2 separate regions of the Homo sapiens genome follow, and region 1 is linked to region 2. The links are chromatin loops, found by intact Hi-C in ENCODE. Cell type or tissue: A673. All regions are shown on one strand. Links, peaks and the distances in the headings refer to the core of each region. The heading gives the core; the rest is flanking DNA. Region 1 holds the start of ONECUT2 (one cut homeobox 2). Region 2 overlaps WDR7 (WD repeat domain 7).

Region 1 (16,148 bases), core at 3,671-11,670, 440 kb before region 2:
GCACACAAGCAGTTGGGCCGGGGTTAATGGCACTTTGCAGGGAGCTCCAATTGAGTAAACAAAAAATGCCTTGCCCTGTTCTAATGGAGCACATTATTCTGAGGCCTAAGCCTTCATCCAGGCTCCTGCAGCTGCTCTGCAGGTCAGTGCTACCAATAAAGCAATTAGCCAATGAGAAAACTCTTCTTCCCCGAGGGGGACTCCAGGGTATTGCTGCAGTTACTGTGCTTTGCTTTGGTTTTTTAAACAAGTGATCCAAGTTGATCTGAGCCTTTTACATCAGACTCTAGGATGAAGACAGTGAAATTGTGTTTGCTGAGTGTGATATTTTAAGGGACTGATCCCTTGTTCAACACAGCCTGGAGAGCTCACTGCTTCCTGTTCAATTAACCTGAACCATAGCTGAACTCTGCCCTTTGAACTCGCTCAGCAGATAAATACATTAGCTCACCTACGAAATCATTAATATTTTTCAATCACATAAAACAAACATGAATGTACAAAAACAACCCAAGAGATAGCCAATTAGAAACAGGTCATGTACCGTGTTGAAAAAAATCACAAATGGATGTTATTTAGACAGGAAAAAAGGATCAGGGAAGAAATGAAATGGATTGTGCCGATGGTTCTGGAGGCAAATGAGACTTACATTTTCATATCTACAAGCAAGAGGGATACTGAGCAATATCTGGCAATTCCTATTGCGTCTACTCTGCTCCACAACAAAAGTTCTACCCGTTGCTTCCCACATCCAGCAGAACACAAAAACTCCAAATCCTCTCTCTTTTCAAGTGACTTCAGTGTTTATGCTCATATACAGAGTCCAAAATATTGCATTTCTGGGGAGAATCCTTTTTCTGATTTGCTACAAATGAACCAAAATAATTGTGGCAACATCACTGCTTTTAAGTGAACCAATCTTAATGAAGCAAACTGGTGGCTTAATTGAAATAATTTTACAGTAGAAAATGATGTTCCTGAGACATTTTTACTCTAGGCATATAAACAGATTTTCTTTTCTCATAAAAAAAAAGATGCCAAATGCATCTATTTTGTCTTTATCCCTGCATGTCATTTTAGAAGAATGAGAAAAACATCCCCAACTGGGTCATTACACATTTCAGTTTGATTTAATTTCACTTCCCACAATTCTGCCTCCTGACCCCCTCTCTTCCCACCCCCCTTCCCATTTTTGTTTGGTTTGGAGTGTGGGCTTAATGCCCAGCTATCCTAGATGAGAACACTTAAAGGAATATCACAAGCACGAAGGGTAAATCTATTGAACGAGGGTCTTTAACTATGTGGTTTCCTTAAAGGGAAAGGTTGGATCAATAGGATCAATATGAAAGGTTTCCCTGGCCCTGCATAAAAGGATAAGGGCTTCTCTTTTCACTGGTTTAACTTTACTCTCTGACAAATGCAAATCAATGGATCTGTGTTTACAACAGATTCCCTAGCAGACTCAACTTGGGCAAAGCCCAGAACCTCACCCTGGGGGGTGGGGACTCCAAGCTTGCTCCAGGAGGACGCAGTAGGGCACAGCTTCATGCTCAAGGGCACTGGGGTGGAGTGGGAAGCAAGCTGCCAATGGCTGCCAATCACCCTTAAAAGGAAAGGCTTGCTACCCACCCAGATCCTGCTGGAACTCAAGGAGCTGCTGCTGCCTGTGGCCTCTCCAAATACGGCAGAAAAATGAGCCGTCAAACAGGTTCCTTCAAGGATGTCAATGCAACATAAGTAATAAAGCCCACATTCTAGAATTTGGTGAGCCAGTCAACCTAGTTTCCTATCCTTAACCATCTCCAAGGCTGATTGCACAGAGAAAACTGTAAATGAAATATCTACAATTGGAGCAGCACAAGTATTTATGCTCTAGGAATGCTTCTTCTGCCCTTTCTTAAGTGGTAACTGGCTCTTCTTAGTATGACAAAGCAAACCACTAACACTGCGGGTTCTTTTCCCCTTAATTTTACCTTTCCCTTTAAAAATGTGATGCTTTCCAGAGATTACATGACTTCAAGTCAATACCAGTTACAGAGAAATTATTTTTCTTCTTGCAGGAGAAAGTATATGTATATTTGATTACAAGAGCCAAAGTCCAATGCTGATTAAATTACATTGGAGGTGTGCTTCCAACCCAAACAAAGTCTGCTTTCTACAGAAGAGTAATGGGTCCTCAAATGGTGAAAGAGGTGCCGAGGTGGAATGCAGAGCCTCCCTGCCCTTTGGGACAATTTGTGTGGGACAGTTTTTCATAATAAACGTCCACAGCTTCTAGGAATCCTGCTCCCGAAGTGAGGCTATCTCTATCTGCACAGCCCACAGCCTGCCTCCAAGTCTTGCCCATCTGCACCATGTCAGGCATTAGATGGGCTGGGTCACACAATCCACGTCCCTACCTTTTCCCCACCTGCCCCTAGAAAAACCTATGCACATTTTTCAGCCATTGCCTTGAATGAGACTGGGAAATCAAAAAGCCTTTCCCCCAAAGGCACAGAGGTTGGTTAGGGAAAAAGCCTGGGTGATAAGAGGGGGTGATAGGGCCCCACAGGGTGAGTTAGCCTGACGGAGCTCTATACCTGACAGCATAAATAAATCACCCCAGAGGGCTTCCTCATTATGGACTCTCCCCTCTAAGAAGAGTTGTCTCCCTGGAGGAAGCAACTTTTCCCAAGTCAGCAAAAACAAAGGTCCCTAAAAGGGTCAGAAGTCAGCACAGCCCAGGGAGTCTAGATGAAGTTTAAGGCCTAGGGTGCCTCTGTCTTCACCCTCCTCCCCAGGGCCCTTTATACAGGCAATTATTTCTATTTATTCCCTCCTAATTTCCCTTCCTTTGGCAAGAACCCAGAAACTAAATCTCTCTGCTTCTCCCTTGAGGTCTTCCTTGCTCCAGGGATCCCCCTCCATGATACCACTTTTCATGAAGACAGTTTCTGCCAAATCCAGCCACTAGCCATGGAGTGTGGAGCCCAGGACTTTCTTCCTGAGAGTTTTTCAGTCCTGTTCCTCTGGTCTCTTCTTTGAAGAGAAGTGTCTAAAGGCCAGAAAACCTGGTGGGGAGGCTCTCTCTCATATCGGGGGTGACTGTAAAATGAAGCCTTGGTTTGAAGACAGCAGGAGAGGCTGGCTCTCCTTCCCTCAGGGCTGAAGTCTGGCACTTGGGATGGTAAAACTGGCCTAGGGTACTGTTACCTCAGGGCAGACCTGGCTCAAAAGGAGAGTGAAGCAGCTGCTGGTGCCTTGTAGGGACAGAGAATCTGGGGTAATCAGTTTATCCTTTGCCCAGACCTCACCATTCACCAGGAATCCTGCCCAATCTTGGAATTCTAAGATGGGAGTAGGAGAGAGTCTATGATTCTATCCTCTAAAGGCCCACTCGCCCCTCCCAGGGCCTAGGAGTCTTTCAAGTGGGGGCTGTGGGGAGGGAGCCAGTTGTCCGCCAGACCAAAGGGAAACCACCTGCTCTCCTCCTTAGTTACATATCTGATTACCCAGCTATCTCATTGTAGTTTAAAAGGGTCCGGTAGGGCACTTTCTGACTAGGAACCAAGGTGGTGTACCAAAGCTCCCTTCTTTAAGGAAGAACACTAGTGGGAAGATGAGGAAGAAACACCAGCCTACCCTCTGCCTCAACTCAAAGCAGAACAATGCACGATTTGCTTTCCCATCTCTCTTTTCCTTCCTCTTATTAATTACTGTTCTTGGAGAGGGCTGGAAAACACTGCTTTCCCTCCCGATTGATACCCGCTGTTGGAAAAGCTCAGCCTTCTTCAACAGGTGGGATTCATAATTTCAAAAAAAAAAAAAAAAAACCCAGAAGAATTAGTTCTCATCCTACTCCCACTTAGGTCCCTGATCTTTTATTTTTTTTCCATAAAATTCACCTTAGTGCTCCTTCTGGAAAAACAAGCCACCATTTGGCCAGGGGAGTGGTTGGCAGGGTGTGGTGGTGTCCCCCACAAGCGGGAAGGAAGAGCTTTAAAGTTCTTTCTTTTCCAGTCAATGCAGGTGTTCCACAGGACACCTCCTTACCCGCGATGGGCCAGTGACCCGGGCCTCGGCCCAGGACGTCCAGGGGGTGGGAAGGGGTGGGGCAGGGGTTCCCCAGTTTGCTTCTCTTACTTCCTGTCCCAGCCAAGGTAGGACACAAGATTCTCCCTGTTAGACCCGACCAGTCCAGCGCAGAGCCTGCTACTCGGAGGGATGAAGCTCAGGCTTTTGTTACTAGGGCCACGTTTAATTGTCCAACGAATGCACCTGCGTAAAAAGTCTGCGCGTGAGCCTTTTTAGTACGAGAACCGATGAGGATAGGAGGGGATCTGCGGCTGATTAAGCTCTGCCGTTAGCAGGCAGCTTTAGCCACGTCATTTTCAAACTTGGGCTTAGTCACCAGGGCCCAGTGGCAACGGCCAAGCACAGGATAGTTAGGAAGACTCGGGCACCGTTCAGCGCATTGGCTTCGCGGACCCAGCCGCCCAGGCGGATCGCCGGAAGCGCAAGTAGCGGTGTGTGCGCACAGGGGCGGGTGGTGCAGAGGTCGGGGGAGGGGGTGCAGAGGGCAGAGAGCCCCGCGAGAGGAGGAGAAAACCTCGGGGAAGTAAGGCGGGCTGGGGCCTCGCGGGGGAGGAGCTGCGGTCAGACGGGAGAACCCGCGCAGAGCTGGCGAAGCGGCACCGCTGGAAAACCGCGGGGCCGTGGCGCTGGTGAGCGCTCTGCTGGGAAGAGCGCGCCGTCGGGCTTACTGGAAACGCGCCGGATCAAGTTCCAGATCAATGAAATCTGGGTCCACACGTTTACGTTATTGTTGCCAGCATTAATGCTCTTTTAATCTTCTAAACATTATCAGCATCGATCTCCCTCCATATACACATTTGTTTGAGAAAGTGACATAACCACACAGTGGAAAGCCTGGAATAAAAATAAATGCCCAGCCTCTCGCATCGAGGGCGCCTGGCTGCCTGGGCTGCTTCTCCTGCTCGGGTTCACTCTCCTCCCTCGGGTCCCGCCTCCTCTGCCCGCTCCCGCCCACCCTGATGCGTGTTGGGAAGGTGTTCTCCCGGCACCCGGGACTTGACGAAGCACAGACTGCAGCGAACTTTTCAATTATTCATCCAAGCAGCTAGCAGGCAAACATATCGTCTGTTCCGTACTGGCACGGGTTGCGTTCAGCCTCTCCAGCTCTGATCCCTAACTAAACCGCCAGGAGAGGTGGGCTGAGTCGGGAGCCCTAGCAGCGAGAAACGAGGTGGGAGGTTGGGGGGTGGGCGCGAGACTCTGCGAAGGGGGTCCGTTTCCTCGGCTTGGGAGGTGCCCAGCGGCCCGTGTCACCCAAGGACGTCCCCGGCGCAGCGGGAGACAAGCACGCACGCGGTGCCCCTAGCAGGAGCCACTGCGCACTGCCCGGGCCGTGTCCCGCCGCTGCGGGCATCAGGTGGCCCAGGCGACATCATGGTGGGTTGGCTAAGGGCCCTCGGCCGCCTGAACAGAATTGGCTTCAGACTGGCCGCTGGGAGCTTGCTGCCAGGAGAGGGCCGTGCGTCGGACTACGGCGGGGACTGGAGACCAGCTCCGGGCAGGCCGCTGGGGGATCCGGGCTCACTGGAGGCGGAAACCTCTGCAGTAAATGTAGTCGGGCGCTCGGCTCGATTTTCGGGCGTCGGAAGAAAACATGCCTGCCACCGAGGCCTCGCTTTTCCTCAGTGGGATGCCCGTGCAAGTTCTAGCCTGGGTTCTCTCACTCCCTTCTTGTTTGTGCTTGGTTTAGAGGTCTCTGGGGCCCAACGCCCGAGAGTGTGTGCTCGAACCCGCAGAAATTTGTCTTGGCCGCCTCTTGTCAGGTTGCTGAAAACCGCCCTGCAAGGGCTGGTCTTGGGGAACCTCTGCGAAGGCCCGACCGGGCGGGGTTGCAACCACCTGCCACTTAGCCGCCCTTTCCGAACGAATCCGTGCATTTGGAGTCAATTTCTCTGAAATCTAACGTTGGGGCAATCTAAATTTCTCCGAAGTTTTCTCCCTTTTCCTTTCAAGTGCCACCCTTGGCTGTGACTACACCGGCAGGCTGGGCAGGAAGGACCTGCCTCTGTTGTGACCTCGCCTAAGGGTGAGCTTTGCCGGCGCTGGCCAAATCAGACCTCTTCATTCTGAGCCCCCTAAACCCCGGCCTGCTTGGCTGTTTGGCAGGACCCGGGGGCGGGGCCAAAATGAGAGAGAAAGGGAACCTATAACCTATGAGAGAAAGAGAAGAGGCAGGTTTGGCGGGAGGGGGGCAGGGACGGTGTCTTCCAGGCACCGGTCTGAGAGTCCGGCCGAGCCGCCTGCGGAGCGGCTGGGCTTGTTAAACCCCCGGGGCCCAACGGCGAGGGCCCTCTGCGGCGTACCGGCGGGGATTCCGATCGATACTCCGGGCGGAGAAAGCCTCCGCTTTTCTTCTCCATTTGCTCCTGTCCCCTAGCGCTCCGAGCACATAATACCTACTTACCAGTCCCAGCTTCTGCATCAGTGTCTGAAGAGACTGATCTACTGACCCCAAACTGAAAAGCCTCCTATGTAATAATAACCACTCAACACACTTGTAGTTGCTGATAAAATGGCCAGATAAAAAGGCTAAAGCTCTTGTCCCTTTTCAACCCAGGGTAATAAAACAGACACACATTTGAATGCTCGAGCAAAGCGGGGTCCTCAGCAGGCCTTTTCCACTCGCTGGAGGAGGCATTCTGTCTCCCACGAAGGCAGCTTCAGCGATCCTCTGCGGAAAATCTAGCAGCGTGGGCAGTGCTGTCCCGGGCCTGTCCCTGCAGACTTGCACCATGGGCGCGGGTGGGGCTGAGGACCCCCGGGATGCCACGCTTTCTCATCTCAGCAACGCTTGGGATCATTTTAAAAGCTGAAACTCGCTAATAGGCGAAGCATTACTTTCCTCATCACTTTCAGACCTATATGGGCAGAAGGCACGTGTTTTTTAAAAGCTGTGTTCTTTGCGCGACCGGCATGAGGGGGCGGCAGCGCTCTGAGATGAGCAGGAGAATAGCTGTCATCCTGCCTTTAACTGTACCCCTAAGACCAGCTGCCAAGTTCCTTCTGGTCCCCGGTGCCCAAGAAGCCGGCGGGTACTAAAACCCACCAGAGACAGCCTGGGACATTCGGGGGGATCTATGACAAAATGTTAAGAACTGTCAGCCAGTCTCCAGTTCATTTCCCGCCGCTATTATTATCGCTCTCTACTGGCTGCTTTATCTTGCCCCGAACCAACAGCAAATCAGAGAAAACTGTAGGAGAGGATGAAAAATAAACTAAAGGAGAAAGATTACATAAATTTCTAAATCCACTCAAAGTATCCGGAGTCCGCCGATTTGGGGGAGGCTCTTTGCAGGGAAACCTAGTTTTCTTTACCTTCTTAGATCAACACTGCGGGGCGATTACCGACTGGGAATAGGAATCCACCAGCAGACGGCAAAGGAAAATGCTGTCAAAGCGGAAACTCCCCCTCCCCAAGCCCGGGTGAACCTGCTGCCTGTCACATTCCCCAGCCCTGTCGGGCGTTGGTCGAGTGCACCCCACAAGCTGGGCTCAGCGGTGCGAGGAAAGCCCGGGGGATCGGGGGTGGAAACCTGAGCTCGCAGCTCCGGAAGCGAGCTGTGCGAGGCTGGCTCGGAACCGCGCGCATCCCAAGACCCGCGCTATGCAAATCATCGCCACCACGAATTGTTCCCCTAGACCGCCCGCCGATCCTGAAAGATACCCCCCTCCACCCGATCCATGGGAAGTCGCCCACCCTGGCTTGCCATAGGGTATAGTGTGTCCTTCCCAGCGGGGGACCTGGACATTTTGCCCCTCTGGGCCCGTGGCTTGCTCCTAGGGGCAGCGCAGTCGCCACGCACACCGCGCGGGGTCCGTGCGCACAAAAGCGCGCAACTGCGTGCCAGTCGCAGTAACTACTGCATCTTTCCCTCTAGCTCGCGCACCCGCCGCCCACACAGGAGGTTTCTGTGCTCCTAGAACAATAGAGGGCTGTACCTCGCAGCTTGGCCGCTAGAGGAGGCACAAAGAGCCGAGCCGGCTCCAGAACAATGTAACCCGCGCCTCTACCCGTCCCCTCCCGCGGGCCGCCAGTCCTCCCCGCGGTCGCCAGGCGCGCACAATCAGCGCCCGCTTAATGCAAAGGCGGAGCCTGCAGCCGGCGGCAGGGATGCATTAACTAACCTGAATTTTTAATTTCTCAGCACCTCTTCCTGCGAGTGCTCAGGGTCTCCCGGAGCCCCGGCAAATCCTGGCAAATCCCAGCAAACGCTGGGACCGGGGCAAGGACGGCCGGTGAGCAAGGCAAAGCGCTTTCCACCTCAGTCTCTTCTCCCACGTCCTCCCAAAGCGGTGAATGTGACCTTCTCAACCTTACACCCTGCCCTCGCTGTAGGTAGTGACATTGGAGCTGGCCCGAGCCCCTCAAGCCCGGTCAGAAAGTCCCTGCGCCAACGCCAAGGCCAGAGATGGGCTCCAGGAGCGCTGTTGTATCCTGGCCGCCGGTTCCCCGCGGGGGCAAGGCTGTGCCTTCAGCCAATGACCAAATAAGTTTGCCTATATGGTGGGTGGGAGAGTAGAGAGCTCTTTTCCCTCTGCAGAGCAAAGCCTCTCAACTGCCTCTGCACAGGGAGACTAGTCAGCCCGGAAAATTGAAATGTGTTGTCTAAAAGAGACTTGAAGTGCATGGGGTTTTGAATAAGGGCAGGTCCTGGTTTCTGTGGGTCTTGGAAAGACAGGGCTCCTAGAGGAAAACGCACACCCCCATCCCGCCTCCCAGTACCTGGGAAGATCGGAAATAGGGCAAAGGTTGGCACATTGAGGGGAGGGCGAATGAAATGGGGGGGGGTCGGTCAATGAAAGCTCAGGGACAAGGAGAGAGTAAGAAAGAAAAAGAAAAGGGAGAAGGGAAAGTAGGGGAAGAGCGGAAGAGAAAGAGAAAATGGAAGAAGAAATAAAAACGAGAAGAAAGAGGACGTGTATAGGAAAGAGAAGGAAAGAATCAAGAGAAGTGACTCGGCGCGCAGACTTGGGCCACAAGCACCGGACCCGGAGCCCTCTTCCCAGCAGCCTGGCCCCTGGCTAGCCCCGGCCTTACCTGCCAGGCGTAAGGCGGACATGCGCTGGAACTCGGGCTCCTGAAGCCACTTCCACATCCTGCGGAAGGTCTCCCTGCCAGATTTGAGTTTACTCCACGGTTTTGGATTCCGGAGCAGGTCGGAGAGAGTCCCCTGAGACCGGCACAGCACCCTCTGCGCAAAGATCGCCTGGGGGATACTGTAGCGCTTCAGCTCCGCTGTGATGCGCTGGGCCACCTCTTTGGTGTTGATTTCTTCCAGCTGGCCCGACGTGGCCACCTGCGAGCCCGATGAGGACGAGGGTGGCCGCTCGCGACTGGGTGCCAGCACCGGCCCGTGAGACTGAGTGTGGCCCGGGTGGTGCAGGCCGTTCAGGTGCGACATCATGGCCGCAGGTGGGGTGCCCAGGCCGCGGGACAGGTGTTGCTCACCGCGGGTCAGCATGGCAGTGTGGTGCGCGTCGAAGTTGGGGCTGAGCATTTTGTCGTGGCCCGGCGGACCGTAGTTGGGCAGACTCTGCTGCGCGTTGTGGAGGCCGCCTAGCCCGTTGCCCAGCGGCGTGGCGGCCAGCGGGGACAGGCTCTGGCTCATGCCGGGCATCTCCTTGTAGGGACTGTAGAGGTTGTTCATGGCCGGGAGCCCGCGCTCGTCGCGCATGAGGGTGAAGCTGCCGCTGACGTTGCCGGACAGGCGCTGGTGGTGGTGGTGGTGGTGGTGGTGCGGATGGTGGTGCGGGTGAGGGTGGTGGAACTTGTCAGACACGGTGGAGATGGGTGGCAGCGGCTGGAGCGGTGTCAGCGTGGTGTAGGTGTTGCTCATGCCCATGCCAGGCGGAGACGAGTCGCAGGACATGCTCATGGCGTGGTGCAGCGGGATGGAGAGCTCGGGCCGGTAGTCGCCGCCGTCCAGGATCGAGGCCATGCTGGTGACCATGGCCGAGCGCGACGCCGCCGCTGCCGCCGCTGCCGCCGTGCCCAGCTCCTGGTGCGCGGTTGGAGGCGGCGGAGGGCCCCGCAGCGAGCCAGCGGCGCCGCGGCCCGCGTGGTGGGGGCTGGGGCTGGCCAGCAGCTCCTGCTCATGGCCCGGGCCCCCGCCGCCGCCCCCGCCGCCCCCGCCGCCGCCCCCGCCACTGCCGCCGCCGGCCGGCCCGTGCAAAGTGCCCAGACTTTCCATTGTCAGCTCCGGGTTCATGGCGCAGCCTTCTAGGTCTTTGGTGAGGCATCGATAGGCGGTGTAGGCAGCCTTCATTCAGTCCATCAGGGCCCGGGGGCGGCGGGGGCGGCGGGGGCGGCCGGCGGGCGGGCAAGGCGCGCGTGGCGGGGCTCGGCTGCGGGAGTGGGGGCGGGCGCGGGAGTGAGTGGAGAGGAGTGCGCGTGCGGGTGTGCGCCCCGGGCTGCGGGCGGGCTCGCCCGGGGTGGGGGCGGGGTGGGGGCGGACGGGGCGTGCGTGCGGGAGAGGGGAGGGGACGGGGAGGGAGGGAGGGATCACCGGGCCCCGCCGCTCGGGCCGGCTCGCAGCCTCGCCATGTCCGAGCCCGCTCCGGCGCCGACGTCTTCTGTTTGGGTGAGCGGGAGCTGTCCAGAAGGGCTCTGCCGCTCGCCGGGGCAGCCAACCTACCCTCCCGGACCTGGGGCGGGGCCACGCCCGACGGGCGCCAAGCGCAACCACTCCGAGGCCGCAGCTGCCCCGGGAGGCGGGCCTTCCACGGGAAGCTACCAGTGGCTGTGGAGGGGGCGGGGCCGCACTTTTCAGGTTTGGCTGACGGCTCGGTGCCTTTTTTACCTCCTTTGCTACTGGAATCAAACGTCAAGGAGAGGGAGGGAGGAGAAGGTGGGGGGGTCGCTGGGGAGAGGGAGGCTGGAGTGCGAGCGAGCGAGAGAGATTCGGTGAAAGATGCCGTGCTGTGTCCCCCCTGAGCAGCTGCGATCTGGGGGAAGGGGCATTGCTTCAATCGCCTTCGCCTCACCCCAAAGCTTTCCTGGAGGCGAGTAAGCCGGGAGCAAAAGACTCCGCTATGTGCCAGTATAGACAAACACTCGTCACTAACAAGCCACTTACCGAGAGTCCCTAGCTGGGAGCCAATAGTTTAGCCTTTTAAAATGCAGGCGCTAATGTATTCTAATGCATGGTAAATTCCCGAGGCCGGGACATGCATAATCTACGCGGTCAGAGCAACTGTAGTGCCCTCGTCGCCAGCGAGCTGCGGCCGGCCGGCGGCCCACGGGCGGCGCGGGCAGCAGTAATGCATGCAAAGTTAACACAATAACATCATTTAATTACCCGGTGAGCCCATAAATCTCAGTTATGAGGCTTCCGAAGAGCCCTGCTAGATTGCAAAACAAAACTAGAATTCCGGGAGCTGCCGTTTCAAGGTGACCAAGTGCTTTCTGCATCAGCGACTTGGAAAGAAGTGGGGAGAGTGTAGAACCGGTGAGGTGGAGGTGAGGAGGGTCGCTGGTGTCCCAAGTGAGCAAACTTCTCCTGGGGGCAGAGAGTAAGCAAACCAGCTGAGACGGCAACCACGGACCTTTCTCCTAACACGAGACACACACACGCGCACACACACACACACACACACACACACACACTCCCGCTTCTCTCAAATCCCGGGAGAGAAACGGCGGTGGGCAGACGACAAGGAATCCTGGCTGACACCTGCATATTCAAACCTTGTTTCTGAAAAGACCAGCGCCCCGGCCAGCCTGAGAACGCTCACAAGCCAAGGCTTTAAAAACCGCACCTACGTCTTCCTAGAATTTCCGTTGTTTGGCAACCCCAGGTCTGGAGGTGGGAGTGGAACTGGGGGACAGAGAGTTGGAGATTTCTGCAGTCCGAGTCGGGGTGGAGGGGTAGTTGAAGACAGAGAGGCCAACACCCGGCATAAAGCCTTAAACGTAACAAGATTCTTCCAAAGCAGGTTGCGCTCTGTTTGCCTCCGAAGATTCAAGCTAGCTGAGGTTGCGCAGATGTTGCCTTTGTTTAAAGAGACAGTAATTAAGGACAGGGTGGACATAAGTTTGAGAAGCGTGACCTATTTTCTTTTGATCAGCTGTCAAAAGAAGAGCAGGGGGTCTCCTTAAGACAGCCCCCTTCAACCACTTCCAGCTGTTAGAGAAAACTTGATAAGAAAACAAGGGCAGAGCTCGGAATACTGTATGTCCCTTCTTGGTGCCAGAGAAAGGTTTGATTCATTTGGAAAACAGTTCTTAGTCTCAGTGACCTTTTCTGCCGCCCTCCTCTCTCTTCTTGCTTCAGAGCAACACCCCCACCCCCACCCTGTCACATGAATGTACAGTGACGTTATTCATAGATCAACTTCATTGAGCTCTGGCCAATACGCTGCCAATTATTCTTTCAAATAGCGTCTTCTCTGTGTTATCAAAGCCTGAGTAAGAAAGCGGCAGATCCTCTGGTTTGCCAGACATACTTTTCTGGTTGCTCACATCTCTAGTGTCACAACAGGAGCCAGGTAAAATAACTCAGATTTTGGTTTCTCTGTTTTTCCTCTCCTCCTCACCCCCTCCTACTGTCTCTCTTCGCACTCCCTACCTTATATATGGCATCTGGACACTTGGGATGATTTGAGTCAGTTAATGTTTGAAATATAATACTGAGTTGAGCAAAAGTTCACGAGAGTGCAACCTGTTCTTGGTCCATGAGTGCACAGGGACTGAAATACAGCAGGAGAGAAGCAGAACTGGGAAGTAGTGGGTCTGATATGCCCCAGTGCTAAGGTAGCCTCTGCTGCTCTGCTGGCTTCAGTCTCAAGGAGTGGCCAGTTACCCTAGGCTGATGCTTCCTCCATACAGAAACCTAGGTATATAAATTGCCATTTAAATAAATTTTCAAAATGTTAAACTCATTTGCCAGGACACTGAGATAAACCTGCTTTTGGGAATTATATTTCGGTGTGCCTGGGAGCAGAAAGGTGAGTTGCATTTTCTCGCTGCCTCGCTTCCTTCCTTCCTCCCTCCCTCCTCCCTCACTCCCACCATCCCTCCGCCTTCCCTCGATCAATATTGGCGATCTCAGGGAAATCATGAAATCGTATTGGCTTCTTTGTGTATAATTTCATTGGACTAGAATTAAAGCAGATTTTTCACGTTGTTTTTATAATGGTGGTTTGAGGTTTTATGTTTCAACCCAAAATCCATTTAAAAGGAAAATGGATGTGCTTGTTTAGTGAGCACCCTAATTTTTACTGAATTAGGTTTGGATGCCCTTTTCTCTTTCTTTCTAAAAAGGAACAATATTTGTTTTTTACTTCAAGACAATTTTTGGAGTATCAATACTAATACGATTTTCAAGTATTTTTTGAAATATTTTTGATGTTTCTTTCTCTATAGTTCTTTAAGAAAATATAAGGGAAAGTGGCTTTCTAACTGCCCCTTGTTTAGCATCCATACTTTAACCTTAAGAAGTTCTGCAACTTGGAATTTTTTCTTTTAATTTGAAGTTACACTCCTCTTCTCCCCCCTCCCCACCAGCATTTGATTTACAAACACACTGTATAGAAATGTGGTATGATAAGTGCTAATTCACGGCTATTAGAATCTGGACAAACAGTTGTACCAAGCATTATATCAGGACCTGGATATTCACTTAGCATGCCACATTCACAGGTCCAATTTTCTTGAAGATCAGAAACTTAAATGGGTCAAAAGAAGCATGAAAATAAAATGCAGCTTCGACAACAAGACTATTATAGGCTATTGCACTGTAAAAGAAAAACATTCTGAACTTGAGTTAGCAATTGCAGGAAAATAACTATTTACTATCGGAGTTTTTCGTATGTGTTTTCCACAATAAAATTGTTTTTAGGTATAGAGAGACACACACAGAGAGGTGAACATTCAATTAAAAGAGATACTTTATAAATTATTCACGGAAAAAGATAAACAGACCACAAGTAAACCCAATCTGCATAAGGGGCCCAATATCTTTGTTTTTACTATACAACAGTAACCACGACCCAAATCTAGGGTAGAGGAGAGCTGCTAATTTCTACCCCAATGCTCGAAATCTTGTCAGGTTTTGTGTCAGGGTAGAACACATTTATGCTACAACTAGGTTATCAGAGCAATACACACACAAAAAAACATAATGGTGGGTTGATTTGGACTATTTTATTTTTGTCCTTCCCCAAACCATCTGGCGTGTTAGTGTAGGGGTATTGATCAGGGATCTGTGAGCTGCAGACCCCATGCCAATCCATAGCGTTTCTGGCAATCAGCGTCGCCCATGAATTGCAGCTGTCTGTGCAGCTCCTCAACAGAAATCTTCAAAAAAAAAAAAAAATTTCCCTCCCTTATCAAACACATCATCCGTTCGGGGGTAAGTCAATATCATTTCTTTGTCATTCTGAGGGCGAGGATTATGCGGTAGAAAGTTTTTGTTATCTGTTATAGCTGCTGCTGCGCCTGCCTTTTTTTTAAAAAAAAAAAAAAAAAAAAGGAAGGAGAGCAATTTTCTAGCCTTTGAATGGTAATGGTTTTCCAGAAAGGCCTCAAACGTTTGTAAGAATGGGGCAACAAATGCTGTTTCAATATTGTAGGGGAATTTGAAGAGGACAAGGAAACTCTTAGGTCGCTATACACAAATAATAGTAGTGATAACACAAGGTTCCTTTTCACGACAGAGAATTTTCTCCCCTTTCCTCGGATCCCCTGGTAATGAAGACAGGGCAAGTCTCTGTGATTACACGTGCAGATGGACAGTGGGTGCTTGTGGCGGAAAAGGGGCCCTCGGAATTGTGGCTCTGTTTGAGATCTTCATTAGCTTCAGGTTTCTTCTGTTTGAAAGCTCGGGCTGGCTGAGCCCAGGGAGAATAAAACTAAAACCGAAGCCGGGCCCCACTAATTCTCTTTGGCCTCTCAGCTCAGAAATTCACTGTCACAATTCACCGTCACTTTTCAGATTTGCCAGTTGGATCTTGGAAAGTTTTTGTTTGTTTGTTTTTCTGGGTGGTGAGGCCAAACGCGTCCTTTTTTGTCTCCTTCTTCTTCGTTAATCTTGTTAAAATTCAAAACGCCAGGTTAGCAGAGCTGGCAGGGGACTGCCCTTAACTTTTTGGTTGACAAAAGATACTTTGCGTGAGGGCAGGGAGAGATATGGGGTTGTTAGTCTTGTTCTCACCCTTGTCCGGCCTCTTAGGGAAAGGAAAAAGAAGCGACAGGAGCCCTGCGTGCTGGGGGAAGGTTCTCTCCGAGCCCCAAGCCCAGCACCTGGATTAGAAGGTGGGGGAGTAGGGCTGCGGGAAGCAAACTATAGTTTCCTCCGAAGTCCAGACGCCGAGAGTGGGCAGGCTTGAGAGAGGGGAAAGGGGAGGAGACCCCACCCCAAAGGGCTTTGGCACCTGCTCCAGGGAGTGTCAGTCTGCAGGGGAAACCGGAATCCCAGCTCTGCCTAGCTAAGCTGCTAGCGCGTCCACCTGTCTAGTTTAAAAGAACACCAGGGCGGCCGACCTTGATCGCCCTCCTCTACCCATATAGATAGGGGACTGTTGAAGTTTTGTGTCTTCGGGAACCGCTTACTTCCCTGACACACACACACACACACACACACACACGTACATTTCTTTGCTTCTCCAGCTCCCTGCCCTCTCAGGGTTTCCACAGCCCCCTCCCGTGAGGAGTTTGGGTGGAAGTGGGTGGCCGGGCCTCTGATCCGGACCGGTCCCCAGGACTGGGGGCTGGGACTGCGGTCCCTTCCAGGGACTTTCCTTCCTCCGAATTCGGGGCCAACTGCAGACCCTTTCTGCAACGCCCCACCCACCCGATTTTTCGGATGCTAACGCTGCAGAAGCTGGTGGGAGAAATAATTCTACTCTTTTGGGAAAATGAAATTCAAAGGAGGGAAGGTTGAGGATTCGAACCTGCAAATACCCAAGGGCTTCTTTTTGCGGAAGGGGTGGGGGAAGCACAGCTCTTAGGGGAACGGAGATTTTGCTCTAGAAGAAAGTTTCATTTTAAATAGGCAACTTAGTCTGAGAACGAAGACAAAATTTCCCCTCACCGACTTTCAGTTTTGCTCGCGCTATCTGTCCCTTCTGCCCCA
Region 2 (16,148 bases), core at 3,703-11,702:
TGTAATCATCATACAGCAAACTCTAAAAAATAGGTACTGATTTTAGGAGCATTTTCCCTTCGATTTAACTGGGAAACTTCCAGATTCAAAGAAAAGTTCTCCATCAATTAGACATTAATTCACCTATTAATGTCTAAGCCCTTCTTTCCCCTTTTCTTGCTGCAGATAATCAGGAACTAGCCTTGCTCTTCCCTGTTCTTCTGATTTATTAGGCCCAATATTTCCAGGATAAAGTAACAATAGAATATCCAATTAAATTATACATAATTGATATGTCTTTTCTTTGCATGTTGAAATGATTAATTATATAGAATCATACTTTGAAAATTAGGTTTGCTAAAAATCCCAAACATCACAAGTTAATATATTATATGATCACCACCAATTTTTGGCTAATAAAATGACAGCAGTATGTTTGTACTGTACAACTTTTAGACTCAATAATGATTAAAAAAGCCTAAAGACATAAATGAAAACATAACGTTTTGATATAATTTAACATTTAAAAATATAATTACACAGCCATACTTAAAGATGATTCATGGACACTCTACTGCTGAATACTAATATAATTTAGATAAATGTGGTTGTTTTAAATAAAAGAATAGTGAATAAATTATCAAATATTTACACTGCTCATATGAAATATTTATTAAAGTTTCACTTGCATATGCCTAAAAAGTCACACAAAATGTTTTCTTCAGATCTGGGCAAACCCAAAGCTAAATGTTTTTTTCAGTATTTCTAATAGAAAACTATTTGAACACATGCTAGAAGTCTTATACTGTGCTATGAAAATAAATCCCTCCCCTCCTGCTTCCACATGGAGTTCCTCAGCAGCATGAATGGTCTTGATTATCTCCACCCTTTCTAGACATTTCAGGCTTTTACATGGCAGGACTTCAGCAGACACATGTACACACTAACTCACTGGACAGCAATCACATTCCTAAGTAAATGTCCGTCATGATGGGACTTGGCATTTTCGTGGGTTTTGATTTGGGTTATGGTTAACGGAAGATGGTTTGGTTAGAGCAGTAGGTCAGGATCTTCACATGTGTTCCCGCTCCTTTGTCACCTCTCCTTTGCCTGGTATAGTGCCTGGTGACACAAAATTGTCTGATGTAGATTATAAAGCTAGGGAATTTATATTTTTTGAAATTATGTTTCAAAAGTATTTAACATTTTCACCATTCTGAAAAGAGAAATGCTTGAAAGTGTTACATTACAACATAAAATAAAATTCTAAAATTCATACATATATTAACCAACATTACCATACCTTTGGATTCATGTTTATTTTGGATAATGATAGAACATATTCACTAGGACACATTACAGATTTAGAAATTTTACACTTTTATGTGTAGTTTATTATGCCTCTTCCACTTATTAAAACTGAAAAATTAGATTAGTCTGGAACATAACCTAATTTATGTTGTATGTTGTTCTGCATTACAAGGTTCATTCCTTTTGTTAAGAAATACCAAGTTATTTAGTCATGTAACCAAACACCACCTGTTCCCCCAAAACCTATTGAAATAAAAAAACAAAAAGTGAATTCCCTTGATGATGGTGACTTCTTAGAGACTGATCTAGAATGAATACCTTCTAACTTAAAGCTCCTTTCACATTTTTACTTTTCCCAATACAATTTTAATAGTAAAACAATTGCATTGTTCAAAATAAATGCAATAAAAATATAAAGAAATACCAAGTTACAAAAAGATAAAATTAACCTTCTACTTTTGATATAACATCCAACATTTTTCTATTAAAATCATAATATTCATAAAATATGCAATATATGTCTTTTTTTCACATAGCAATTGCATTTGCAAATCTCCCAGAGTAATTACTGTGGCAAAATAACACTGACATTACTTGTCAGTCCTCTGACTTATACTTAGACTATCCACTTTCACTTAGTGGATTAAAATTTGTCTTTGCTGGTTTTATGAATAGGTAAAATTTTCTGATTTGCTTATTTGTAAAATAATATTATCTGTCTTGCCTACCTCATGGGATTAAATAGTTTTAGGAAAATGTAGTTAAAAATATTTACTGAGATTTTTGTTTTAGGTCCTGTGCAAGATATCAGAGTATAAAGATGAGATAGGACCCCTGCCAGTGAATCTAGGAATGGGAGACCAACAGGTTGACAGTAAGCGACTATGGTATGGTGCAATCAACAGCGTAATAGAGATGTGCTGAAGATGTCACAGAAACACAGACGAGGAGACAGTAGTTTCTGTCCAGCGGCAGGAGATGTCAGAAAAAGGTACAGAGAGAAGGTTGTATTTGAACTGAGCTTTAAAGGACCACCAGAAGTTGGTGAGAAGAACAAGAGATGAGTCTAAGCAAACATGTGCCAAGTGAAGACTTCAGAGGGGTCCAAGAAAACGGCCAGCACTCCCGTGTCACTCTGCCTAGGGGAGCACCAGGGGGCGAGGAGAGGTGGAGACAGGCAGGCTTGAAAACGAGGCAGAAAGGCAGCTATGGCCAGGCTATAAGCCGCCTTCTTGTGGTGTCAAGAAATGTGGACTTAATTCATAGTCAATAGAGAGTTTTCTGAAGTTTTTAAATATGAGAATGGTCAGATCAGACTAGTTTTAAGAAAATTCTGCAGAGGGTGGAGAAGAGGGAAACAGAAAGGAAGAAGGACTTGTTGGGAAGCAAATGTAGCAGAGAAATGGGGAGCTGAATGAGGAAGTGGGCATGGACAGGAAGGAGAGGGCAAGCGGGGCTGGTGGTGCTGCTGTGACCTGGACAGGGAAGGCACAAACGAAAGAAGACCCTGGGGAGGGCGCGGCGGATAGGGATCAGTGGGAAGGTGTCAGAGGAAATAATGAGCTCAGTGTGAGAATTCAGGTGGAGGGACTGAGCACACAGAAATATGTTAGAGAGTGAGGAAAATGAATTTGGAGCTTAGGAACAGGTTTATGAAAAGAAAGGCAGATTTGGGAGGAACCAGCACATAGAGAGATGTGGAAGGAATAGACCCTGCACTCAGCCCTGTTCCTGGTACACAGCAGCTTCTCCAGGAATGTTTGTTAAAAAATCCAATGTAAATGGTTGAGAAAGTCCATGAAGAGTAGATAGAGTGAAAAGACCAAAAGGATGAGGATAAAACGACAGGAGACACTAGCAGTATAAGGGGTGGGCAGAAAAGAAAGACCTGGGCTCATTGTACACATTGTAGACCTGAAATATAATATTTTATCTAATATTTTATTTTTAAATTAAATATTTCAAGGTTGTTCCCAATGTACAAATCACCTTTAAAAGAGGATTTTGTGATAAATTAATGTAGTTAATAACAAAATTGCTTTGAAGGTTGACAGTATTTAAACTTTTAAATGATAACCCTTTATCAAGTAGTAATTATCTGACTCAGAGATCAGAAAATCAATTATTAAAAAGTCAAATTTCTGCAATCAAAAACATATATTTGAATTAAATTTAACATTTTAATCTACAAATACTTGCCAACTCAAAACACTCTAATTTCTCTAATTTTAACTTTAAATTTCATCAGTTATCCACAAATTATGTTTTAGAAAGCCCAATGTATAATATACTTAAGATTTCTCCAAGTATAATTATTTTTTTCTCCAAGTATAATTATAAAAAGAAAAAATATACTATTAAACATTAGGAGGCCGGGAGCGGTGGCTCACGCCTGTAATCCCAGCACTTTGGGAGGCCAAGGCGGGTGGATCACGAGGTCAGGAGATCGAGACTATCGTGGCTAACATGGTGAAACCCCGTCTCTACTAAAAATACAAAAAATTAGCTGGGTGTTGTGGCGGGCGCCTGTAGTCGCAGCTACTCGGGAGGCTGAGGCAGGAGAATGGCGTGAACCCGGGAGGTGGAGCTTGCAGTGAGCTGAGATTGGGCCACTGCACTCCAGCCTGGGTGACAGAGCGAGATTCCGTCTCAAAAAAAAAAAAAAAAGTTAGGAAAGATAACAAAAAAGGAATTAAACTGGAACTTGTATATATTTGTGGATGTACATGCCTGTATACATACATACACACATATGTACTGGTTGCTCACTTAGATATGCAGATTCTTCTCGAACACACAAAAAAATTAACCAAATTAATGACTTTAAAAAATCTACATTAGTGATCATAATCACCAATTTGGTTTTGATACAAATTTCAATTAGTCTCTGTATTCATAAGCTAGAATCAATGCAAAAAATGCTGGATACTTTACTACTAATTATAGCCACACAATTCATATTTATATAAGCATTCCCTATAGTTTGGCCAAAGGTAATTTACCTGAATGAAAGGGAAAGTGAATATCCTATCACTAAAATTAAATTTTAGAGGAATATCTATTTAATGTTCTTAAAGTGGGAGATATATTGGCTTAAACCTTTGTATCTTTAATGCAATCATACTGCCTAATGATAAGCAAAACTAAAAGGTCAATTCATTACAAAATTCAATATTTGGACCATCAAACTCTTTAGTACTTAATAAGCAATTAATATTTGTCAATGAAAAATGTTGTGGTAATACAGGTGAAAATCAATAACACAAGCCCACTTGTTGCACTACCACTGACAAGCTATCTAAATAACTACAATCTTGAAGAAAAAAAAAAAACTGCTTTGATGTTTTAACTTATGTTCTTTCCAAGCAGACGTGAATCCTGTGATGCTCTCTGTTTATAACACAGAATGCACTTTGTTAGTAATCTGCTCATAATTACTATCATGCATGTGACCCAGAGACGTGTGCCTTAAAATAACATTCTATGCCTTATTACAGATGCTATTAAGGGCACACTTTAATACTATGCATGCTAATTTTATTCACTTTAAAGAAAAAAGCATCTAAAACTCAACCAGAAGCTTTCCATTTAATATAATATTTTCCTTTAGGAGTAAGTATATGAGAAGGTAGTTTGGACACACTTCTGAGGCTTAAAAGACTTTATATATGAACTTTGCATTAGCAAAAATAATTTTTAGTAGAAGCATAATTTTTATTTAGACCAAGCTTGTCCAACCTGTGGTCTATGGGCCACATGCGGCCCAGGATGGCTTTGAATGTGGCCCAACACAAATTCATAAACTTTCTTAAAAGATGAGATTTTTTGTTTTTAGCTCATAAGCTAGCATTAGTGTTAGTATATTTTATGTGTGTGGACCAAGACAATTCTTCTTCTTCCAGTATGGCCCAGGAAAGTCAAAAGATTAAGACACCCCTGATTTAAATATTTTTTTCTTTGAAAAACACCGGGAAAAATATAAAAAAAGAAACTAAAAATTACCTATAGTACTACTATTTTTGGGGTACTTATAATAAAACTGAAAACCCTACCCAAATATACTTACTCATCAAATCCCATCCCTCAGAAGAACCACCATAAGTCACTGGCTTACAGTCTTCCAGATTTCATATTAGCTTGTCTTTGAAATCTTAAAGTTTATCAGATTTTCCTGGTATAAACAATTTCATACTCCTATGCACTATTTTATTTTTCCATAAAAATATTTTACTTGCTCAGAGATGAGAGTCATAGTTGCCAGATCACTTTAAATGTTGAAATTAAAATTATAACATTACATGGTAAGTGTAATATTATATGGTAAATGCATGCTCCCTAAAACTGTGCTTCTGCTTTTTTTAAAAAAGGAAGATTATTAACAAAAAAAATTATTTAACATACATTTAGTTGCTTTTATAGTTTAGAAATGATAAGGACATCATTTTTTTAAACAGTTTTTTATAATATGATAATAGTTTTATGCTAAACATTTCTATTTAACAGTCAATTGAGATTAGTGGTTAGATACAGCATTGTACATTAAGATGCCTGACACGGTATTATAAAATACAGATTTTTAATTTATGACTGTTCAGGTGTCAGAGTTTATAACTGCTTTGCCAAAGGTTAAATTACAAAGGAAGTCAACCAGGAAACCCAAGAGTACTCTTTAAATATGATACAGGCCTTCAACTCAAGGTGTGAGTACGAGTTAATACAGAACTACAAATGCCATTTATGGGTTTCATCTTTGGAAAGTTTAGACTTCACTGAGAAATCTGACTCATACTTCCTGTTCCAGCTATGAAAAACTCAGAACTCAATGTCATAATGGGCTCACTGAAAGGCAAATTCTGCTTGCAAAGTTAAAAAAGAGTGAAACTGTAAGAACTGTTTTGATCTGTAAAATATTGATAACTAATATAACTTTAAATACAAGAAATCCTTCTATTTGTAGTTCTGTATATTTACTGTGTCACTCCTGGCTATTCCGTATGCAATGTGGTAATTTTTAAAATGACCTGCTAGTGACATTTTTACGTTTAGTAGGTTGCAGTGTTTCCACATGGGCAGCCATCAAATGAGAGGTCCTAAAGTTTGTTTGGAATTCAGTTGTTTGGAACTCTGCACACCTTTAAACAGGAACAATGCGACAGATAGATTTCTGGGCCAGTTTCCAAAAGCCAAGAGAATTCTTAATGTTGTAGAATTTATAGTGCCAGTTCAATCTCCTAAGTACTATTTATAATAGTTTCTATGGGGAAAAGCATTTCAAGGTCCAAGCCAGCCCCAAGGAACTTAATTGTCTACTGTAGACACCAGAGACATATAACTTCTAACATCTCTGGATATACAGGAGGAATATATGTGTGGTACTAGGCCAGGGTGGTATGTGTGGGATGTCAGAGGGAAGTATGAGATTACCTATCTGGAGCTCCTAGATATTAGATTCATCCAAAGCTCTAAGCTAAAATCAGGGAGACATTCATTTACCTCCTCCTACACCCATAACCTCAGGTAGAAGTTAAATTATGGGATTACTGTGTAGGCCAGGTGAGAAACCTTGGAGATTTTCTGGGTATGAATGATTACAAAGGCTAGGGTGTGTGTGTGCGCGCACACACACATACACACATGTGGAGGGTATAATATAATGCGGAGGGTATGATATAACATACATATAATGTGAAGGGTATAACACACACCCTCCATGCGGAGGGAATACTATATTCAAAAGCCTAAAGGAAGGAGAGTATAGCTTGTTGGGGAAAAACAAACAAACAAAAAGCCCTCCAGAATGATCAATATTTACAGTGCAAGGAATGAAGTGGAGTCAGATAAGCATAGTTGGCAAATTAGTCTGAAGACAGACCATAAAGGGCCCCGTGATTTTCTGTGAATATGCACTGTGAACACATATTTAACGTAAGGATTATTAAATCCAACAATCATAATATTTTAAAAAATATTTACTGAAAGATTCGTGTGATCCAAATCATTACATTTTGCATCTAATTTAACTTTGAAAAGACAGCTATTTAATACTAGATTAATCCCTGAACATTTTGCTATTTATGGAGATCAAAAACCTGAGTAACAACATGGTTTTGTTCATTCTATATTTAGAAAGTGTGTTTGAGTTTTGAGTAACAAAATGGTGAATAACTAGATCACTCTCTCTGAGTAATTAGAGAGTGCTTTTTAAAGGACTTTTTAAAGGACTTTAAAAAGAGTGCTTTTTAAATGTTGTTCAAAAAGTAACAACATTTCCTTTGAATTGAGGCAGATCTAAAAGCAAAATGTCCTTTTTTGTATTTTTTTAGTATAATTTCTATTTCAAACATAGCATTAGTCTTAAATTGATAATAGCTTTGTTTTGGAATGCTTAGATTTATAAAAGTTCTTTATGAATTTTAAACACTGAAGAAGCACAAAACACAGAAGGGGTAATTACTGAAGTTCATCCATGTTTAAGTTTGGCTTCTGTGGACACTGTAATAAATCTATACTAATGCATCTCACAAATGCCTCATAAATTTACATCTTCTTTGATTTCTCAACAATTTTCAACAATAGCAAGATGAAACTGCAGTGAAATATCAAGATGTATAATTTACATAAATGTTGTATAAAATTAATAACTGATTTTTTAAAGTCAGGCATCTTTGCACTGATTATTAGAACTGTTTAGAATGTGAACTGAATGACTTTTGATGGCTGCACACTCAAGGACAACAGTGAGTGACCTTGAACAGCAGTGTATAAAAATACATTTATCACTGAAATGGCATGCTGGCTGCCAGTCAATATATGCCTCTCATTTGTTAGGAGGCTCTCCTGCTGTGATTCCCTCATTACAATTTTGCTTTTACTTCCTGGGCAAATGACAACTAGAAAATGAGGCGGTTTCTTTCTTGACCAAACTTAATCCAGAAAAAATGAGCTGACAGCTGCAGCCATTCAAGTGTTACAGAACATTTTACACGTTTGTAAAAGACATGATTATATATTCTAAATACTATATCACTAAATGTGACAGCCAACAAGTTATCTTACTTTCTTAGTCTCTTTTCGCTTATAGAATAGCTTCTTATATCCTCTTCAATCTATTTTTCTAATTAAATAATTTCTGGTGTAGGATGCGATAAACAGTAATTCAGAGACACATTGTGGAAAACTTTCCTGGATACTTAACAAAAATGTATGCAGCTAAAGTCTGACTACAGAAATAACTCCTGTCCTAGTTTTTATGATAATTATTTTCAATGCACAGTTTACATTTTTCTAGGATGCAAAAATAGGTATCCATTTAGATAATTTATTTGTACTATATGTATGTTCATATCAATAAAGAAAATTATAGTACAGTCACATATAGGTTTAAGTTATGTTTAATTTTTTTATGTAAGCATTTTCTGACCCAAAGATTTCTAGTCTGGGTTCGAGACAACTCAGGGCATAGTACATTATCATAGACACTATGAAATTATCACAAAATGCTGAAGCTCAAAACAATTTTTCCTTTTATTTAAAAATATAGATATTATTATGGAAAGCACCTCAGGAGGGGTAAAACAAAGGGAATGAAAACCTGAACAAACAATAATAAGGTTTAGAAATAAACTCCAAAAGTAATGACTGCTCTAATCATGGGTATTTTTGCTTTTCCTTTATTTAACATGGTTAAAGAATTTCGGTTCCAGTGTAGACAGGCCCAGTTTTCTAGTTAGGGTTCATATTTGGTATTCTATATCCAGAAATTTAATATTAGTTCTTAGTAAGGAAACAGATTGAAATACAGGTTAGGCAGATAAACATAAACGTGATGCTAAGAGAAACAAGCTAGACACAAACAGTTACATGCTGTATGATTCCATTTATATAAAATTCTTAATCAGGCAAAAACCACAGTGCAAGAAAGATTGGTGATTGTCAGGGGAAGAGGACTGACTGCAAAGGGGCAGAAGGACACTTTTTGGGTAATGGATATGTTCTTATCCTGATTATGGTGGTGGTCACATGGTTGTATACATTTGCTACCACTTATCAAACTGTGCACTTAAAACAAGTGAAGTTATTTTATGTGTATTTTACCTCATTAAGGCAGTTACCTATGCCACATGCACAGAAAAATAGATACATCAGGAAAGAGTGAGTTGGAGCTTTTGTTGCTCCTGCCTGGATCCACTGAGAAATGAACATGCAAAAGGCTCACTATTGAGAGCACAAGGCTAAGGCTGTTCCCCAGAACGCATTTTCAAGTTTTCCATCAGGTCTCAACCGACAGTGCTCCCACAATTTCCCTTGGGGAAACTTAACCACAAGCTACCATTTCTCGGTAAGGATGCCTTTCCTGTAAATCTGCTGGAAGTGTTCTTCTCCTTGAATTCTTGTTCATCACTCTCTAGTAGATTTGTGTATGCCACAAGTGATATATACATATTTTTTAAATATAAGCTAGACATTTTTGCTTAATTTATATTACTAGCTATTGATTCAGGATTGCTTGTCCAAACCATTCTTAATGTTTTTATTTTTGGGCCCTAAACATAAACTTACATCTCTCTCTCTCTCTCTCTCTCTCTCTCTCTCTCTCTCTCTTTTGTAGAGATGGGGTCTCATGGTTTTACACTATGTTGTCCAGGCTGGTCTCCAACTCCTGGGCCCAACTGATCCTCCCATGTTGGCCTCCTAAAGTGCTGGGATTCACTATACATGGCCCTACATTTACATCTCTTATTGTCCACTAATATTTATATTCAACTGAAAAGCTAAAGAATTTAGAGAAATATTTTTAAAATTCCAGAATATATAAACCTCTATACGCTAAAGATTCTACACCAGAAATTTATTAAGAGCTATCTTTAATAAACAGCACAGTCCCAGAATTGACAGTCTAGCTTTTACAAGAAGAAAGCTTTTGAACATTTTCTAGAACAACAACCAAACTATAAGAAAATAATACAATCATGCACTTCCTGTGTGCATCACTGCAGTTTTAAAAGGGCTTTCCTCTTCTCTGAAGGCTTGTGAGTAGAGAGTAATCAGTTAAATAGTGCTGTTTGAGCTTACAAATGTTCAATGAGCAAATTCTCTTCCAAAAATAGATTACAAAACCACTAAAAAACAAAATGATTATGGCCCATTAGAAAAAATAAATCTTTTTACAGAATATGGTACATATAGCTAAAATAACCCAACAAAGGGGCACAGGAAACAAAAATAATATTCAATGAAGGCAGAAAAAAATCAATATTTTTATATCGTGCTTAATTGACACCTTTTTTATTAAGAAAAACAGGAAATTAAATAATACAGGATCAGTGGAAATCAGCAAGAATACGATTCATTAAGCCTTCTCTTCTTCTTGGCCACTGAATTACTTCTGGTTTATAACAGGCTTTTAAAAGTATAAATGTGATTTTAGTTAATTAAATACAAATACTAATAAATCTCTTTTAAACTACTTCATAAAGGGAAGGATTATACTGTCAGGATTTTGGTTTACTGACATTCTCCCTGAATGTTTCCATACTAGAGCTCTTATTCTATGACTAAAAATATTTGGATACTTCCAATTCTTCATGCCCAGTCTGCTCCCAGCTGAGGAAATTGTGGTACGCTGGCCAGCTGCAGCACTGTTCCAGGTCCAGAGGATAGGAATTTGTCACAGAGAATTCTGCCTCAAATGCAACTGAAGTGGAGGGAATTTTGTTGACAGGAGAAGCTCATAGCGGTCAAAAGATGGGAGATCCCTTCTGTTCAGAGAACTATCTTGACAAGGCCTTGGGTGGTCCGTTCTCTAGGGGGGTTTTCTAGCAGTCCTATTTCTGCCCCAGCTACAAGGTTCTCCGCAGTTTTCTACTTTTCTTGCCATCCTTCCTCCTGTCTCCTTGGTATTGTTGGATTTATTGTATAAGATGATAGTGTAAGAGCATTAAATTTGCATTAGTTTCTGTTATTTTTCCTTAGTTGTTTTCTCTACTATAATATATCTCTACCTTTTCTCAGCTGTCAACACAAAGAACATCTTTCCTTGATAAGTGCCCACCACCCTTTTTTCTAGAGATTTTTCAAGGACTTAGATAGCCCAGACTAATATAGGGGCTGACATCATGGAGAAAGATTAAAAATAATTTTTTACTTCTCTTTCCTATTATTTTAGTCACCTCAGAATAAGTGGTTTAAAAGAGTTCTATGGATTTCTCTTTCTGTTCAACTGAAGTTTAATACATAAACCATTATCACTACTTCATATATATTTCCTAATATTTACTTATTCCTAAAATATTTATCTCTAATATCTCCACCCATCTAACAAATTTAACTTTTCTATATTTCTGTATTCAAAAACATTCCCCCAAACCCTAAATTCTTCACCAGGCTTCTTCTAACACACACAGTACAAAGAAACCAGATGGATTTTGTAGAATATGAAAAGACTTAGAACTCTGTTATTGTTTGCCATGCAGCCTCACATCAAACTAAAAGGTTATACTGTGAGGATTTCATTTCACTGACAGCCTCTGTAAACTTCTTCACACTATATTTGCGAATATAAGATTCCATAAATATTTTCATAACTCTGACTTCTTCCTGCAGGACATCCCCAGACATTGGAAATTGGAAATAATACCTTATATATGACACATTATTCATACTAGTAGTTGGAAAAACTGTTGCTAAAAGCTTGTTTTCTTCAGCTATTAAGCGCTACGATGTACCATCAAGAACTTGGGACAATCAAGAATAAGGCCTGCCATTTCTTAAGTATTCAGTATTTTTAAATTTTTAAAATATATGCTCTCATTTTATAAGTAGAATAATCACTTATTTCTCTTATATAAATAGCCACTTAAATCACATTCAGACCCACAAAAAAAGACTATTCCTTGGGTAAGAAAGATGACATTCTATGTACACAATTTAGTACATTTAATTTTTAGTGACTTGCTTTTGTATAATGACATTTTACAAAGATTTTAACAGTTATTGTATCATTTGATGGCAAACTCATTGAAGTGGACCTTCTAGCTTCAGCTCATATTCCTTAATAGAATTCTATGTGGGATGTGCTATAAAAGCAAACAGCAGAGTAAAGAAGTACAGAAGTTAAACGATTAATTCAAAGCTACTAAGACCACTGTTTTCAAGTCTGCTGATAGAGTTTAACTCTTTCCCTGCAGATCATTATGTCCCACGAAGTATGCCCCGACTCCCATGTTTTAGGAAGGTCTACTTTGGCCCAATGTTATCAAATAGAACCCATAAAATACCTGCATTATGCCTACAATTGCAGAGTCAAATATATGTGCAGAGAGATGGCAGCAGTTGACCTTTGCTGCTGTGATGCCCAGTGAAAATCCTGGGGAACGAGCACAGCTCCCAAGAGACCCGAGTTTAAACCCAATCTCTCATGGGTCTGAGAGAGTAACACAGGCACAAAAATTACGGATACCTAAGTCTTCACTGCTTATACCTTGGGGCTTTTTGATATCAAACTTTTGAAAAATGACCTCAGCACTCTCCTCCCAGGTTTTAGAAGCCCCATGATGTCCAAATATACACCTGATTTGTCTTCACTCCTTTGCTTTGTTTTGCACAGAACATAAAGAAAGCCATACATGATAAGAAGTGTGGCTTCTCCGCTGCTCTTCATCCTTCCTGGAAAGATGATCAAGAAAAATGGCTTATCTAATATCAGATCCAGGAGGAAGGAAAGTTTTATAACACAGACACATACACGTTTATGATTTAATCAGGAGACATATAATTGAATTTAAAAAACTGCAAAGGAGAAAGGCTGATTACCTTCTCCAACACTTTTAGCTCTTGCTATATACATTTTACATCCCACTGTTATAGGCCGCTATTTGCTCATCTGTTTATACTCTAAGTAATTTATTCATCTTTCTTCTGAAAAAGATGGAATCTAGAGATCAATCCAAGTGCCAAAAAAAATCCCAAGATGAATTAAAATATATTTTTTACAAGGAGTGAATAATTTTCAAAGGCTTTAAAAAAAGCTGTAGGTTATATCTGTTTGTTTTTAAGAAGCCCTAAATAAACAACTTTTCCCTACCTCCTTTGGTTGACAAGGTCTTCGTTATTGGTCCAAATAGAGATAAGCACCCTTTGGATAATTCAGCATAACTCTGTATTTCACTTTGTCAGGCAACAACCCACCCACATAATATTTACAATAATGCATTAACTTCTGGTTTGAGTCATTAATACCCAACCTTACAAGTCAAATAGTAAATGCCCCCCAGATCTGACCCATGGGGAAATTCAAGAATGAACGTTGTCTTCTCAGCAAACACTGTGGCTTTGCCTGAGATGTTTACAAGTGTGATAAACATTTATTTTTTTCTATATCTGCCACTACTGTGAGATTATTGATCAAATCATAGTTGAAAACACTCTGCCAGGGAGCATGGAGAAGAATATGTTGTTTCTGAAAAGTAATTGCTTCCTTTCCTCTGAACAATTCATTGTTTATCCAGGTTTGTTTTAAATTTGATTTTTTAAGGTCTCAATGCAAGTCATACTCTAAGATGCTCAGAAAATTAAGTATTTAAATTCCATAATTTTCACTAACAGTAAATTCATATGATACTGTTTCTGGTTAAGATATGTTATTCTTTGTTACTCCTTTTGTATTAAGCTTAGAAAAGATCCAGTTTTTTTTTCTTCTTCTTAGTATATTTGCAGGTAAATTTTATAGAATATCATGTGCGTTTTTCTACTCAAGTGAAACATTAGCAAAGCATTTAAAAATAAGTTTAAGTGCTATATGACAGTTACAGGCTAAAAATAATGAGGAATATTTGTGGATAGGTAGATATGGAACATCCTGCTGTCTGCTGAAAGCCTGATTTTAAGCTCCATTTTGTACTGATTGAAAGCTGAAGGAAGTAATGAGGCAGCCTCCCCTGCCCACTTCCTAATAATTCTGGGCACTTCTAACTCCACTGAGGGTTCTATTAGACTAACTGCCTCAAAGTTGAAAGGAAAACAAAATTTTTACCAGACATCGTCTAATTCTACATGATTTCCTAATCTACCAGCAGCCTAATTTTATTTCTATCCTAGCTGATAACCTTTTGGTTACAACCATTTGTCAAAACTACTAAAAATTTTACATTTCCAAATTAAGAAATGTAATCTCTCTGATAAATTTGGTCGTAATACTGTTTTATCTTTCTGAAAATGTAATTTCTAAATGCTTTCTATGATGTATGAACTATGCAAAAGTCTCTTTCAAAGCCCCAGAATCTATTAGATGAATCCCTTATTTCTTCTCTCTATAATTATATGCACAAAAGAGCATGCTTTATATAGAATCTAATCTTTCCTTTTAATTAGGTTCACCTAAAAAAGAAAAAAGAAAAAAAGAAGCAGTTACCAGCTCTCACACAGACAGTAGATGCTTGATGAACAATTTAGGAGCAGAAACAGATTCTCAATCAATTTATATTACAGGAAATTTTTAATTCATGTGTAAATTAATCAGGGTAAGAAGAGATCACAGTCAGCTCCTTATTAAATACTTCTAAACTCACTTTAAAAAGTGGGACATGCTGATGCTCCATATCCCTTTGGCACATCTCAAATTATTGCTCTATTCTGACCTTTGGAATCATTACGCCTGAAAAAAAACAAGTGGCCCAGGTACCAAATGTGCATTAATTCCAACCACCTGCTCTGTGGAGCCCAGCTTCTATATGTATAGCACAATGGACAAAATAGCTCTTCACCTGCAGACCCCATTCTATCTCCATGACAATGCCTTGGGAAAGGAACCCACGGACATGCACACATCACACCAAGCTCAGAGAGCTGACGCTGGGACTCAGTCTGGGGATGTAGTACACACAGACAGGAGGCAGAGGTCAGAGGAACATCAGAAACAGGGAGGATCCCTGTGGGTTCTAGTAGTTCTCATGAAATCTCAAGTGAAAATAACTTTGTAATGTTTTGTGGTATAAAGGACTAAATTTTAGAAATTTGGGATGAATGACTGGAGGTGGAGGATGAAAGAAAAGCAAATCTACGAATTTAGTTAGAACTAGGAAAAGTTCAAAAATAGGCGATTATGAACATGACTTAGAAAAAAACTGTGATGTCAAATAATCTCAGCAGTGTTTACTGAATACAGAATGAGTGATGTACGGAACATACTTCTTAGTACATGTAGATCTACTTTCAGTAGTATGCAATTCTGACTATCAATCAGATCCTTCCCCAACCCTAATAGATGCTACACATTCTACAATCATTTATACCATGCTTAAATGAAACCACATATTTCATACCCTTAAAAACTTGTTTCTGCCATGGAATATCAGGGAATAAGCATTTTGAAGAGGAACCCATCCTATGAATTCAGGTAAAATGTGTGTTTCTGAGGAAATAGGCAGGATTTTACCAAAAGGTTTCTCAATGTCCTCCTCTATCTTAATTTATCCTATAACTATAGGCAGTTACTAAGCACACCAGTAACCCCTTTCAGAATTTAATATCCTTAGCTTTATACCAGACTCAGAAAATATAGAAGTCTGAGTTTCAAAAGGAAGTTTTTTTTCTCTCATATTCTAGCTTAAATTATTTCAACACAACAAATACGAAGAGCAACTAAAAAAACTAAATTGTTTTAGCAACTTAGATTCTAAATTTGATAATTTAATTCACGTGAGAAATGCACCACTGGTTCCTGAAATTTTTGTTGAAAGAATTAATAAATTACTAGAAATTTAACACTGTCTAGCCTCTGGTGAGTTTGTAAAATCCTCTGTTAAAATCTTGAAGCCTAGAACTCTGGATGCTAGAATGAAGAGAAGCTATGCTATTAGTGG

What was found. A loop is a pair of places that touch in the nucleus more often than their neighbours do. Peaks named below come from ENCODE experiments on the same cell type or tissue, not always from the same donor. Only the 100,000 strongest peaks of a DNase experiment are listed, where the experiment ranks them.
Region 1: a loop joins it to region 2, with 4 times the contacts of the local background. A loop is called at or near these places in 2 of 110 quality-filtered maps.

Annotation. Positions count from the first base shown.
Region 1 is chr18:57,429,909-57,446,056 of GRCh38, reverse strand. ONECUT2 (one cut homeobox 2) reads right to left here and starts at 10,683. Exons shown (of 2, transcript NM_004852.3): 1 at 9,113-10,683. The coding sequence starts at 10,340. RefSeq lists enhancers at 6,415-7,170, 7,927-8,682, 10,797-11,376, 11,377-11,957 and a silencer at 10,754-10,803. In A673, for the core only: CTCF peaks have their summits at 7,005, 7,827 and 8,026; DNase peaks (open chromatin) are centred at 7,007, 8,016 and 10,776; H3K4me3 peaks cover 2,736 bases; H3K27me3 peaks cover 7,100 bases.
Region 2 is chr18:56,994,791-57,010,938 of GRCh38, reverse strand. All of the region lies in intron 26 of WDR7 (WD repeat domain 7), which reads right to left. Among named protein-coding and RNA genes, the nearest start is that of WDR7-OT1, 37 kb to the left of the region's middle. RefSeq lists an enhancer at 5,912-5,961. In A673, for the core only: no CTCF peak of the experiment used is centred there; DNase peaks (open chromatin) are centred at 6,048 and 8,138; H3K4me3 peaks cover 723 bases; H3K27ac peaks cover 734 bases.